Regions from separate parts of the Homo sapiens genome. Here all the other regions are linked to region 1. The links are chromatin contacts, found by Hi-C or POLR2A ChIA-PET in ENCODE. All regions are on one chromosome and are shown on one strand. Each heading gives the region's core, a stretch centred on a gene start or an enhancer-like site at or near the end of the contact. The rest is flanking DNA. Distances are from core to core; before and after follow the strand shown. Region 1 has its middle 210 kb from the start of RUNX1. Region 2 has its middle 73 kb from the start of LINC01436. Region 3 has its middle 130 kb from the start of MIR802.

Region 1 (3,754 bases), core at 769-3,268:
CCCATTAGTATAAAAGTTGGATTTCTCAACAGCTTGACAATACTGGAAACGTCTCGTCAGTGGTTACTCCATCATGATAAGTATTATTGTGTGATATTTTTTTTCTTAACAGAATGAAAACAGATGTCATTTGATATTAATGCCTAACCCCAAGTCAATGGTAACAATTTAAGAAGATACTTGAAGAAAAGAAATGAAACTGTAAATAGAATTGTTATAAAGTAAAAACTTCAGGAGTTTATTTCATCTTTTAAGAAAAATCAGTTCCATTTCTTTCTCTCTCTAGAGAGGTAGACAAACACACACAGAAATTCTTTCTCACTTGGAAAGGGTAGCGCCATTTAACTACTGTAGTCATGAGATGGTGAGGGTGGTAGCCAGGAATGGCCCTAAGTGATCAGCAGGATCAGGGAGAGAAAAAAAGCACCCTGTGAGAATGCTGAAGGGTTTGGGAAGTGTTTCTAACATTTCACCAGTCGTTTTTACTTAGCAGCTTTAGATTTTAGATTAAAACAGAGGAGAGATGAGGAAGGCAGACACCAAGATGGGGAATAACAGGGCAGGAGCAACAGAAACAAACAGACACATTCTCAAAACCCATTTGTTTCTGTTACTGGGGCTATTCTCATTCCTTTCTCTTTATACCCCATTGATACCCCGATGTCCTCTTCATTTTCCCCAGTTGTAGAATTTCAGTTGGCCTCTGACGCCATGAGAAGAAACGAACTCAGTCCAGGCCAATGCAAACGTTTTCCTACAACTCTCTCCCACTTTCCCAAACCCTCCTCCCCCAGCAGTGTCTTCTAATGGCTTCTGTACTCTTGATTTAAATCGCCCTAAATCCCATCCTCTCTTCTACTTGATCCTAATGACTAATCTGTTCTGCCAAGAAGAGATGACACTTCTTGTCAGCCCTTGCCTTCCTGTGGTCAAAATTAATTCGTTCACCCAACATTCATTAAGCACCTACCATGAGGTAGACAGTGGCAGGCAACGCCATCACAATCTCTGCCCTTGAGAAACCGCCACAACTACAGTGCTCTATCATTCTATACGAATGCAGACGGCACAATCATTCTCTTTTGAACCTAGAATATATATTTTCAAAGGTTCAGATCTAAAAAATTGTTTAATGAATTAAAGTACCTAGCAAACTCTCCTGGTCAAAAATAGCCATTTAATTTACCAAACTCTATTTAATGCAAGGATTTTATTCTTGGGAAAGGAAACTAATTCCTTTTCTATTGTGGCTTTCAGCCTGGTCTGACTATCAGAATTAGGTTTTGGATCTAATCACAAAATTAACTTGATGATAGCAAACACAAATCGTCAAATCAGATTTTTCTACCAAATAAATGCAATGGAAACAAGATCTCTCCTATCTACGGAAACCATGATCTCATGCTAGAATTTTAGGGAAATAAAGCTTGAACCCTAATGACTATTCATATCAGGAAATATTATTTCTTGTTTGTTGAAATGTCTACCTGTAAGGAACAAATCTAAGATACTTGCCTTTAAAAAGTTTAAAAAATAATTTGAAGAAAAAAAAAGGAAAATAGGTCTTGTGTCAGTGTTGAGTTAGTTCAGGTAATTATGTTTCTTTCTCCTAAAATAATCATATTTTGTAATTAAAAAACTCACAACAGCCTTTCATCGTATTTTTATACATTCCCTTCTGTGTTATTGAGAAACTTGTATAAGCTCACAAAATATAAGTATGCTCTGCTTCTCATGTATTTTTTCCTTTGGATGGTTTTGATTTGTTTTTATTGTTGCTCCATTGAGTAACTTTATAACACCATAACATTTTGTAGAAAAGGATTCCTAGATGAATGAAACCTTTCTGAAATCCTAAAAATCTTACCTTTGCCAAGCTAGCCTTACTGGCATGAAGCCTGCTCCACTTCCTGGTTCTGACCAATAATTTTCTATGCGAACGTCATCATCAAAGCTTGCAGGACAACTTGTGTGGAGCATTTCCAGATACCCGTCCTCCCCTCTGTTATTTCAGTCAACAGCTGCTCAGCCTGTTCTTCCCATCACCGTTCATGATTGCGTTAGACAAAAATCCACCTTTAAATAAACTGTGAAAACTGAGAACGGCAAAGCAACCAGTGGCAACTAAGAGGCACTCTGCTGTTATCAACCTCAGCTCACAGTCTTGGGCGCATGCCCAGCAGGACTAAATTCTCTATACAGCAAGGGAGAGTTTCAGCTGACCTGCTGTGAATGCCCCAAGTGAGTCACTGCCGTTAACTCCATCAGTGCCACTTGCTGTCTACTTGGACATTTCTGAACAGCTGCTTGGCTCTAATGTCGACCTCTAACTGGAAATATGGCCTCGTCTGACTCAGTTTCAGAAGAGAAAAAGGGGGAGGCAGAAGGGAGGAGAGAAAACACACATGCCCACTCTCAATCCAGATTGACAACTTTGTTTTTTTCTCATTGATTGTGGTAGAAATAATTGTTGATGAGGTGGAAATACTAAACCCAGTTTGTCATAGTTTCTCTATTTTGTCTCTTAATATATTCCTCATGAAGTTGGATTGGGATCTTCTACTGAAATTATACGCTGCTGTGGAAATTCACAGTCCTTAAGAGCTCACCCCATTTCCATATTTTGTTTTTAACATATCCACTGAATTTTCCAAACACAAAAGTGAATATTTCTTTTATTCTAAAAATGTTGTTCATAATATTGAGAATCCATTTAGAATCAATCAACATTTTTGGAGTACTTGTTAGAACAGACTTCTGGGGTAGACATTAAAAAGGATTCTGAGAAATATCAGACATGCTTCCTGGATTCAAGAATTTATAATAAAATGAAGAGAAAAGGCCTTGTTCAAACAGATGGCCCAGGAACAAGATGAGACAGTGTGCACAGAAGTGTCACATGCCTGCTACAGCTACTAGAATCTGTGAGAGCTCAGAGAAAGGCTCTGGGCTGGTGGCTTTAAATCCAGAATGATGGTAACTGATACTAACAACTGAAGTGAAATTGACTTCATAAACATGGACGATGTGTCATAGCTGGGCATGCAGCCCAAGTGTCTAAGTTGAAGACTGAAAAATGCTCACATGGCCTCAGTATTTCATTTCAGCAAAAATCCGTGATTTATATGTGTATTGTTGTATGCACAGGCACATGTACACATGTTTTTAAACTCTTATATTGCCAGAGACACTGAGGAATTGATCATGTACTTATTCTCCTGGGATCATTTACTATTGTGTGGACAGTGAACAAGCACCAAGCCGGGTTTCTGGAGTTTAACCCAAAGAAAGACAAATAGATGAAATAGCATAAGGCTTCTTCCATTTTGAAGGTATCTTCTACCTGCTGTTTTTATTTCTTGAAAGGAGATTTCAGAGGAGAATAAAGATAGGTTAATTCTTAGTTTTATGATGATAATAATATAACTATAGATTTTCTAACAGCATTTCAGCATTTGTAAAGATTTTTCTTGAACAGTAAACAGAGGAATGTTATTCCATGATCATTGGTGCTTTGAGTTAATTTAGCTCTCTGCATTATTTACTCCACTTGACTGCAGTTTGAAGTTGAAGAGAGCATGGTCTCCGGTGCTTGGATAATGCTTCCTATGGAATATGTGAGTAGACTTAGTTACTCTTAAAGTCATCAAATGAGATTGGACCACAAATATAATACAAAAAATAATCTCAAGGTTTTAATCCTGAAAAGCTTGCAAATATTAGAAAACAATGGATCCAAAGGAAATGCCTTGAT
Region 2 (3,754 bases), core at 707-3,206, 680 kb after region 1:
ACTAACTGGGCAAATTCAGACATCATATGAAAACCTGGCCTTATTTCTCTACATATGTTGGCTAAAGCAGTGAAAAGAACATGGGCCTCTCTCCACCATCACTGAAAGGAATTTCAGTTCCTTAGGTCTTTCATTTCCTCTCTCAAAATGTAGGAATGAGAACTTTCAGAAGCTCACAAAAGTTACCCTTCTATATTCAGGCCTTTTATCTAAACTGAGATGGTCATTATGTACTGCTTGACTTTTAAAAGCTCCTAAATGTGGCCAGGCACAGTGGCTCAAGCCTGTAATCCCAACACTTTGGGAGGCTGAGGTGGGTGGATCACCTGAGGTCGGGAGTTCGAGACCAGCCTGACCAACAATGGAGAAACCCTGTCTCTACTAAAAATACAAAATTAGCCAGGCGTGGTGGGCCATGCCTGTAATCCCAGCTACTCGGGAAGGCTGAGGCAGGAGAATCGCTTGAACTCGGGAGGCAGAGGTTGCAGTGAGCCAAGATCACGCCATTGCACTCCAGCCTGGGCAACAAGAGTGAAACTCCATCTCAAAAAAAAAAAGCTCCTAAATGTGCCTACTGAATCTTATGACAATGCCTGATCATTGAAAATCCTTTCTGGATCAGTTAGGTTATTAGTTTGGCTATCATTAAAAAAGGTCAAAGTAACAGTAACTTAAATTGATAATAGTTTATTTATTTTAAATATGGTCTAATCATAAATATTCAAAGTGTTATAACACTCCATAGTATCAGAGTTCCCGCTCTTCCTGTCCTGCTGTTCTGCCATCCAAAACACATAGCACGTGCATACCTGTGCATACCTAAGCCTGTGCATAGAGGCCCCACAGCAACTCTGCACATAGCCCTCAAGGTCACATCCCACGGGCCATGTGGCAGTTCTTGCTGCAAGGGAAGCTGGGAAACATAACCTTTGTTCTGGGCTGCATTGGACTCAACTTTACTAAAGGAAAGGGATGGCTGAGACCAGCCATGTCTGCCACAGCCTTCTTTTCATTAAGGTGCAGCGTTTCCCTAAGTATTGGCACAGAGAAGGCACAAAATAGATATGTGTTCAATGAACAAATAAACAAATGAATAAATAAAATTCTTCAGGGAATGCTTATCTGAAAACAGACATGAAAACAGTTTGCTAGGATATTCACGGTTGGTTGTTTTCATCAATTTCTCAGAGGAGAAATTTAGTTTTTATTAGATCATTAAATCAATTTAAACAGACATATATTTGTATATCAGCATCAGGAAGAGCAATGTAAATGTCCTACGGGTGACATCATCATATTCTTCCCCAGCATTTCTCAAACCTATCTAGCCATGGAACCCTTTGTCAGAGAACATTTACTAATGATTTACAAGACATTCATGAAAAATACTCTCCTGCCTAAAATCTTAGCAGAAAAATAGAATTCAGCCATTTATCCACTTAGGATAGGACCATAAAGAAGTCAATATACATGTAAATAAACTACATTTTTTTAAAGCAACAAGAGAGAAGTCTTTTCAGCACATACTATTAACAGTCCCATAGTATCTTCCAATGGCTGTGAATAACTAGTAGGTTGACCTGCCACCTTACATAATGTCTTCATCTCCCCAGTAATTTCCCAATAATCCTGGAGTACTGGAAATGGAAGACACCTTAAAATGGTATCAAAGCCATTCGTCGGCCTTCAGATCCTAATGTCACTAAACTAACTGAGAGAAACCAACATCAGAGCAAAACCTCATGACATGAGCTCATTCCTACACAGGGTCTGGAAAACATCACTTCCACTTTAAGTACACACTAAAAAAGGATGATGATTCAGACAGACAATCTTAGCTGCACTGCGCGGGTGGACAAGGGGATTGTAACCAGCCATCCAGGAAATCTGGCATCTGTCCAGAAAACAAGTCTAAATTTTGAAAGGTCTCTGCCTAACACATTCAGTTTATGTCCACAGGTCTCTGAGGAAGTGCACTTATAAAGAGGAGATGACTACGTTAGAAATTATGACTGAGGCAGCTTTTGCGCTGTAACTCTTGCTTAAAAGGGAAGTACGCCAGTTCCCCTTTGAAACAGTTTCTAAGCAGCAGGTGGCTACCACCAGGAAGCCAGGCACACGATGCAGCAGTATTGATATCTGGCTGTGTTGTACAGATCTTCCCTTTATCCATTCGAAGGATGTGAAAGCGAGGGCAGAGGGTAGAATTTTTAGCTGGTAATGGTCTCTTTTAATCAAAGAACTCAATAAATTACAAAGAGACTGAGTCACTTGTCCTGTCTCAAAGAAATGTCATAAGAATAGCTCAGGGCAGTAAAGGAAGTTTAATTAACGCAGCCGGGTGTGGTAGTTCACACCTGTAATCCCAGCGCTTTGAGAGGCCAAGGCAGGCGGATCACCTAAGGTCAGGAGTTCGAGACCAGCCTGGCCAACATGGCAAAACCCCATCTCTACTTAAAAAAAAAAAAAATTAGCTGGACATGGTGGCACATGCCTGTAATCCCAGCTACTGGGGAGGCTGAAGCAGGAGAATCGCTTGAACCTGGGAGGTGGAGATTGCAGTGAGCCAAGATCATGCCACTGCACTCCAGCCTGGGTGACAGGGTGAGACTCCACCTCAAAAAAAAAAAAAAAAAAGAGCTCAGAATTGGAGAACATTTATAAGTAGCTTGGTTTAGGGGAGGACAAATGAGGAGAAAGCCGATCTAAAATAGGTTGGGACAATCTATTAGCCAACTATCTACACTCTCCCACCATAGTTTTCATTATTGCATTAATGAAAGCTGAGTCTCCAGAAATTAAAAAAGACTGTTTCTCAACCTATCTAAGCTGCAATCCGTTTTAATGAAGCTAAGTATAGAGACAGAGGGAACCTAGATAATAATAGAAATAACTGTGCTAATGTTTAAAAGAAGAAAAGAATGAGGTTAAGGTTAATTGCAGTAAATAATAATGAAAAATGTGTGTTATTCAATATAGTCACTAAAAGGATGAAAATATTTTCAAATATGACTCATTCCAGTTGAAACAGGAAGGGAAGTAAAAGCATCAACATCTGACAAGACATTAAACTCCCTAAGTCAGAGCAGCGCTGCCCCTGTGGGGAAGAAACTATCCTCCTCCCAATGGCACAGAACCAACTCACTCAAGCCAGGCGCCTCTGGAGAAAGTCACTGAATCACATATGTGTGTGCACACACACACACGACAATAGCCAGCCAGAGAGTGAGAAAGAAAGAGGGTATACTGACCCCTAAAGGACCAAGGCAGACTGTAGACATCTTTCAAGAAGGAAAGGAATGAAGAAAAAAAAAGGCAATAGATAATTTAGCTCAAAATCATGTTGGGAGAGGGTTGACCAGTTCTTGGACCCAGGGATCTTGAGAGAAAGAGTAGATGAGCCCAAATGTCCTCAGTAGGCACTTGAGGTAAGGAGCCAAGAGCTGACTTAGAAGGAGAAGGAAGGAGGACCCACAGGAATAATAAAGCAAGAAGGAGAGCACTTAAATACACCACATGTCTTCAAATTCGCAGGCCCTAGGGATTTGTAACTTGTTACAAAGTTATTTCTGAAGGCTAGAAAAATGTACAGAAAACATATGCTGCTTCAAAAGTGGGAGTGGAGAGAGTGGGAGAAAGGGATGACCTGCTTCTGTGAATAAATGTTCCTATTGTAATTCCTTAACTGGCAAAGTACTTTTGTGTAAATGATACTTTGTAAACCCATAGGCAGAAACCTAGCTGAGAAATAATC
Region 3 (3,754 bases), core at 334-2,833, 590 kb after region 1:
AGATAAGCGGGGAGGGAATCAAACAAGGAATTGTCTTTAAATTCTCACTTGGAAACAGACGCCTTGGCTTGAAAAGGGGAGTAGAATACTAGCTTCAATGATGATGAACAAGTTGGAACAAATTATAAAGAAAATATTGAAGCTATAAATAATTTATTTTTAAAGAACCTGTGTGCTAAAATATCTCCTGACTAGGAAATTCTAAAGAATGTAAATCTCCAGATTATAGTCTATCTGAGGCAATGTTTTTCCAGAACTATTGGAATGTGTCTACATAACAAACTCAATAATCTTTTGAAGAGTTCACTGTTAAGAGGACTCCTAGGACACGAGGAGCAACGGGATGATCACACACTCATGGTTGTACCTTCAAGTAAAGAAAAATGAGAACTTTAAATCACCCAAGATGAGGAAGCTCTGTAGCCAGACTGCTCTCATTCAAATCACCAGGAATGTTTCAATCTGATGCCAGCTTTCTCCCTTACAACAGTGAATGGATAAAAAGGGGAAAACTCAAAAGGGATATTCACAGCGCCTTCTAGTTCCCACCTCAGTCCTATCTCAAAATACCTGAAAATTCTGCCACAGCCCTTTTTCCTTTACTCTAGAACGAAATGACAAAATTAAACTTTATAAAAGTTTATGAAACGAAACCTCACAAAACCTGTTACTGAGGTTCAACGATATATTTTTAAACTAATAATGTGAATTTTTCCATGCTGAAGAGTCATGTAATTGGGTCACCAAATAAAAAAAGACACAGCTGTAATAGAAACCATTTTAGGGGGGAAGAAAGTCCTGACTAATCACGAAGTGATGCAAATGCAAAAGGAAATACTTAGACTGTATTTTTACCCAGCTGAGTAGTCAGATGTTTGGAAATGCCCTGGATTTTTCGAAATATTTCCAGCTGTTAATAGCAAAACGGCTCAGATGCTTCAGAAAGAAAGAACACACACTGAAACCTTTTTTTTTTTTCCTGTGTACTTTTCTTAATTACAGCTGCTCCCTTCCAACTGCAAGAGGGGATCTAAGTGTAAAGATGTTAAAGCTTAGATGTTCACCCTGAGCTCCACACGGATTTATTTTTATGAAAATGACTGAGAAGTGCAAGCCTGGGAATACGCAGAGAACTTCAAAAAAGAGCCTGGAAAAAGTAGGAGGTGATAAAGGAGTTAGCACATTTTCAGTTTGTTTCTCTTACAACCTGTGAGAGAACCCAGACAGCTGATGGGCTCCCGGAGAAAACTCAGGTAGCTGCACTCCAGAGAGTTTGGTGAGGCCCCAGCCAGCACCAGAGACCTGTGGTGAGCTGGCCTCCAGGAGAAGGTGGTGACAGCGGCAGCCGAGTTACATGGCGCCAGATCCCAGAGGACGAGCTCTGGCAACCGCCTGTGCACTCCCCTGCAGCCTTTTCTTCAGAAGTGAAGATGGGGGAGTCTGGTCAACCACAGGTGAGGTGGCAACTCAGAGGGAAGCCTGCACACTGTCAGCTCAGCCAACCCTAATGAGGACCAGACACCCAGAAATATTTGCAGACTCAGCAGGGGCGGGAGTGAGAAGTGGAGTTGGCTGGCCTCAAACCACCACCAGCTGAGCAGGGCTCCTCAGCCAGGGTGTGTCTTCTGGGACTCCCGGGGCAAAAGGTGGCATTAGAGATGGAAATTCAAAACAGGCTGGGGGCTCTGGGGCCAGGTTTTGTCCTGGGCGACTGCTTGGCACTTTCCCCAAAACAGCACACGGAACCTGTGAAAAATGTGCTCTGGCCCCCTTCAACCTTGACCCTGAGGATTGAGGGTGGGAACTGCGGTGGGTTTGCTCAAAGTCCTTATCACCACTCACTGGCATGTGTTCCCTGGCTCAGAGCCTGTCCCTAAGAAATGGGAAGAAAATACACAGCTCCCAAGGAGCTGCCAGCAGTTCCACACCAGGACCCTCTGAGGCCAGCCTCTCTGGGGACGGTGCATGCTGAGGAGTCCATGAGAAGGCTTAACTTTCTGAAGATGTCACACTCAGCTCTTCTTAGGTAAAGATTTTTTTTTTTTTTTTTTTGAGATAGAGTCTCACTCTGTCGCCAGGCTGGAGTGCAGTGGCACAATCTCTGCCCACTGCAACCTCCGCCTCCCAGGTTCAAGCAATTCTCCCACCTCAGCCTCCCAAGTAGCTGGGATTACAGGCATGCACCACCACGCCCAGCTAATTTTTGTATTTTTAGGAGAGACGGGGTTTCACCATGTTGGCCAGGCTGATCTCAAACTCCTGGCCTCAAGTGATCCACGCGCCTTGGCCTTCCAAAGTGCTGGGATTACAGGTGTGAGCCACCACGCCTGGCCAAGATTACCTTTTTAGATTGCTAATCTGGCCATCTTTGATTAGAAGTGAGGTCAATACATAAAATGTTCCAATCAAATTCTGCAACATAATTTTTCAGTGTTCTTAAGGAAACCCTACCCATGAGCAAAATGGCATTAAGGACAATTGGTCATTCTTTTTTATTTATTTTGGGAGGAGGGGGAGAAATGAGGGGCCTTCATTGTTCCCACTTCAAGACCAGCCCACTGGTTACAAAGCAGGAGAAAGGCAGGGGCGCTCCCAGGAACCCAGGGCCATTGTTATGGGCTGAATTGCTCCCTACCGCCACCAAATCCACTGCTGAAATCCTAACCCCCAGGACCTCAGAATGTGAGCTTATTTGGAAACAGGGTTGTTGCCGATGTAATAAGTTAAGAGGAGGTCATACCGACACAGGTGAGCCCCTAACCCAACATGACTGGACTTCTTGTATAAAAGAATGCTATGTGAAAAGACAAACGCATAGACAGAGAGAAGGTGATGTAAAGACACAGGGAAGAGGTGGCCATCTGCAAACCAGGGGGTGCCTTCTTGAGACCACCAGCTTCTAGGAGAGAGGCCTGGAACAGACTCCCCCTCATGACCCATAGAAGGAACCCACCCTACTGGCACCTTGATCTTGGACTTCCAGCCCCAGAACCATGAGACAATAAATGCCTGTTGTTTAAGCCACTCAGTCTTTGGAACGTTGTCCCAGCATCCCCAGGAAACTAAGGTAGCCACATATGACTTTCATGGGCCCCTGGCACTTTTGTCTTTGTGGGCCCCATTCTCCGTAAAAAATATCCAGAATGGCTCCACAACTGTGTTGGTATAGAGGCAAATAAAATCTGGGCTGGAGCATGTTCATTTTTTCTTCTGATTTTAGAAGAAATGAAAACATTTTCATGGGTCTCTAAAAGTCCCACAGGACCTTGGCTCTGTGCCTTTCACACCTCATGGAGAAGTCCACCCTGTAGAAAGAATCACTGAGGTCCCCAGATTGGGTCGGGCACCTCCCCGGCCTTTCTCTATTTTGGCACCACACGCAAATTACCTGTTATTGTGTCTAACAGCTCCCTCTCCCCACCTCTGGCTCACACTCCAGCAAAAAGACATGTCTCATTTATCTTTGCAGCCCTGGCACACCTTAAATGCTCAATAAATAGCTGCTGCACCAACTTGAACTGAACAGATAGAGACCTAAGTTACTCAAGGTCATTAGTGAAACATGAAGCAAGAAAAGAGCAAAAGAAGGAGGTTTTGGCAAGAATGGAGCTTTAATAGCTGGAGCCTCAGCTCCTGGTAGCAGAGTGAGGATCTGGGAGCTCGGCCCAGGAAAGTTTCTGAAACTGCAGTAAAACGAGTGTTTTATAACCACCTATTCTGTTCCATTTTTTTTCTCTCTCTGTCTTCATCTTTA

Evidence for each region. A loop is a pair of places that touch in the nucleus more often than their neighbours do. ChIA-PET counts read pairs that join two places held with the same protein, here RNA polymerase II (POLR2A). Pooled maps may share reads with other maps.
Region 2: a map of endothelial cell of umbilical vein shows a loop between it and region 1 (7-fold over the local background). The contact joins two enhancer-like sites. A Hi-C loop is called at or near these places in 1 of 168 maps with a recorded cell type or tissue (endothelial cell of umbilical vein) and 5 of 50 pooled maps. POLR2A ChIA-PET finds 5 or more read pairs at or near these places in 1 of 52 experiments (activated naive CD4-positive, alpha-beta T cell).
Region 3: a map of chondrocyte shows a loop between it and region 1 (5-fold over the local background). The contact joins two enhancer-like sites. A Hi-C loop is called at or near these places in 1 of 168 maps with a recorded cell type or tissue (chondrocyte) and 3 of 50 pooled maps. POLR2A ChIA-PET finds 5 or more read pairs at or near these places in 3 of 52 experiments (AG04450, BJ and activated naive CD4-positive, alpha-beta T cell).

The regions. Positions count from the first base shown.
Region 1 is chr21:35,254,598-35,258,351 of GRCh38, forward strand. No RefSeq gene overlaps it. Among named protein-coding and RNA genes, the nearest start is that of RUNX1, 210 kb to the left of the region's middle. Within about 2 kb of position 2,019, at least 29 of the 41 ENCODE cell types and tissues checked have a DNase peak (open chromatin) inside an H3K27ac peak, as active enhancers do; they include endothelial cell of umbilical vein, where a contact is called at or near this core.
Region 2 is chr21:35,930,520-35,934,273 of GRCh38, forward strand. No RefSeq gene overlaps it. Among named protein-coding and RNA genes, the nearest start is that of LINC01436, 73 kb to the right of the region's middle. Within about 2 kb of position 1,957, at least 24 of the 41 ENCODE cell types and tissues checked have a DNase peak (open chromatin) inside an H3K27ac peak, as active enhancers do; they include endothelial cell of umbilical vein, where a contact is called at or near this core.
Region 3 is chr21:35,849,386-35,853,139 of GRCh38, forward strand. No RefSeq gene overlaps it. Among named protein-coding and RNA genes, the nearest start is that of MIR802, 130 kb to the left of the region's middle. Within about 2 kb of position 1,584, at least 6 of the 41 ENCODE cell types and tissues checked have a DNase peak (open chromatin) inside an H3K27ac peak, as active enhancers do.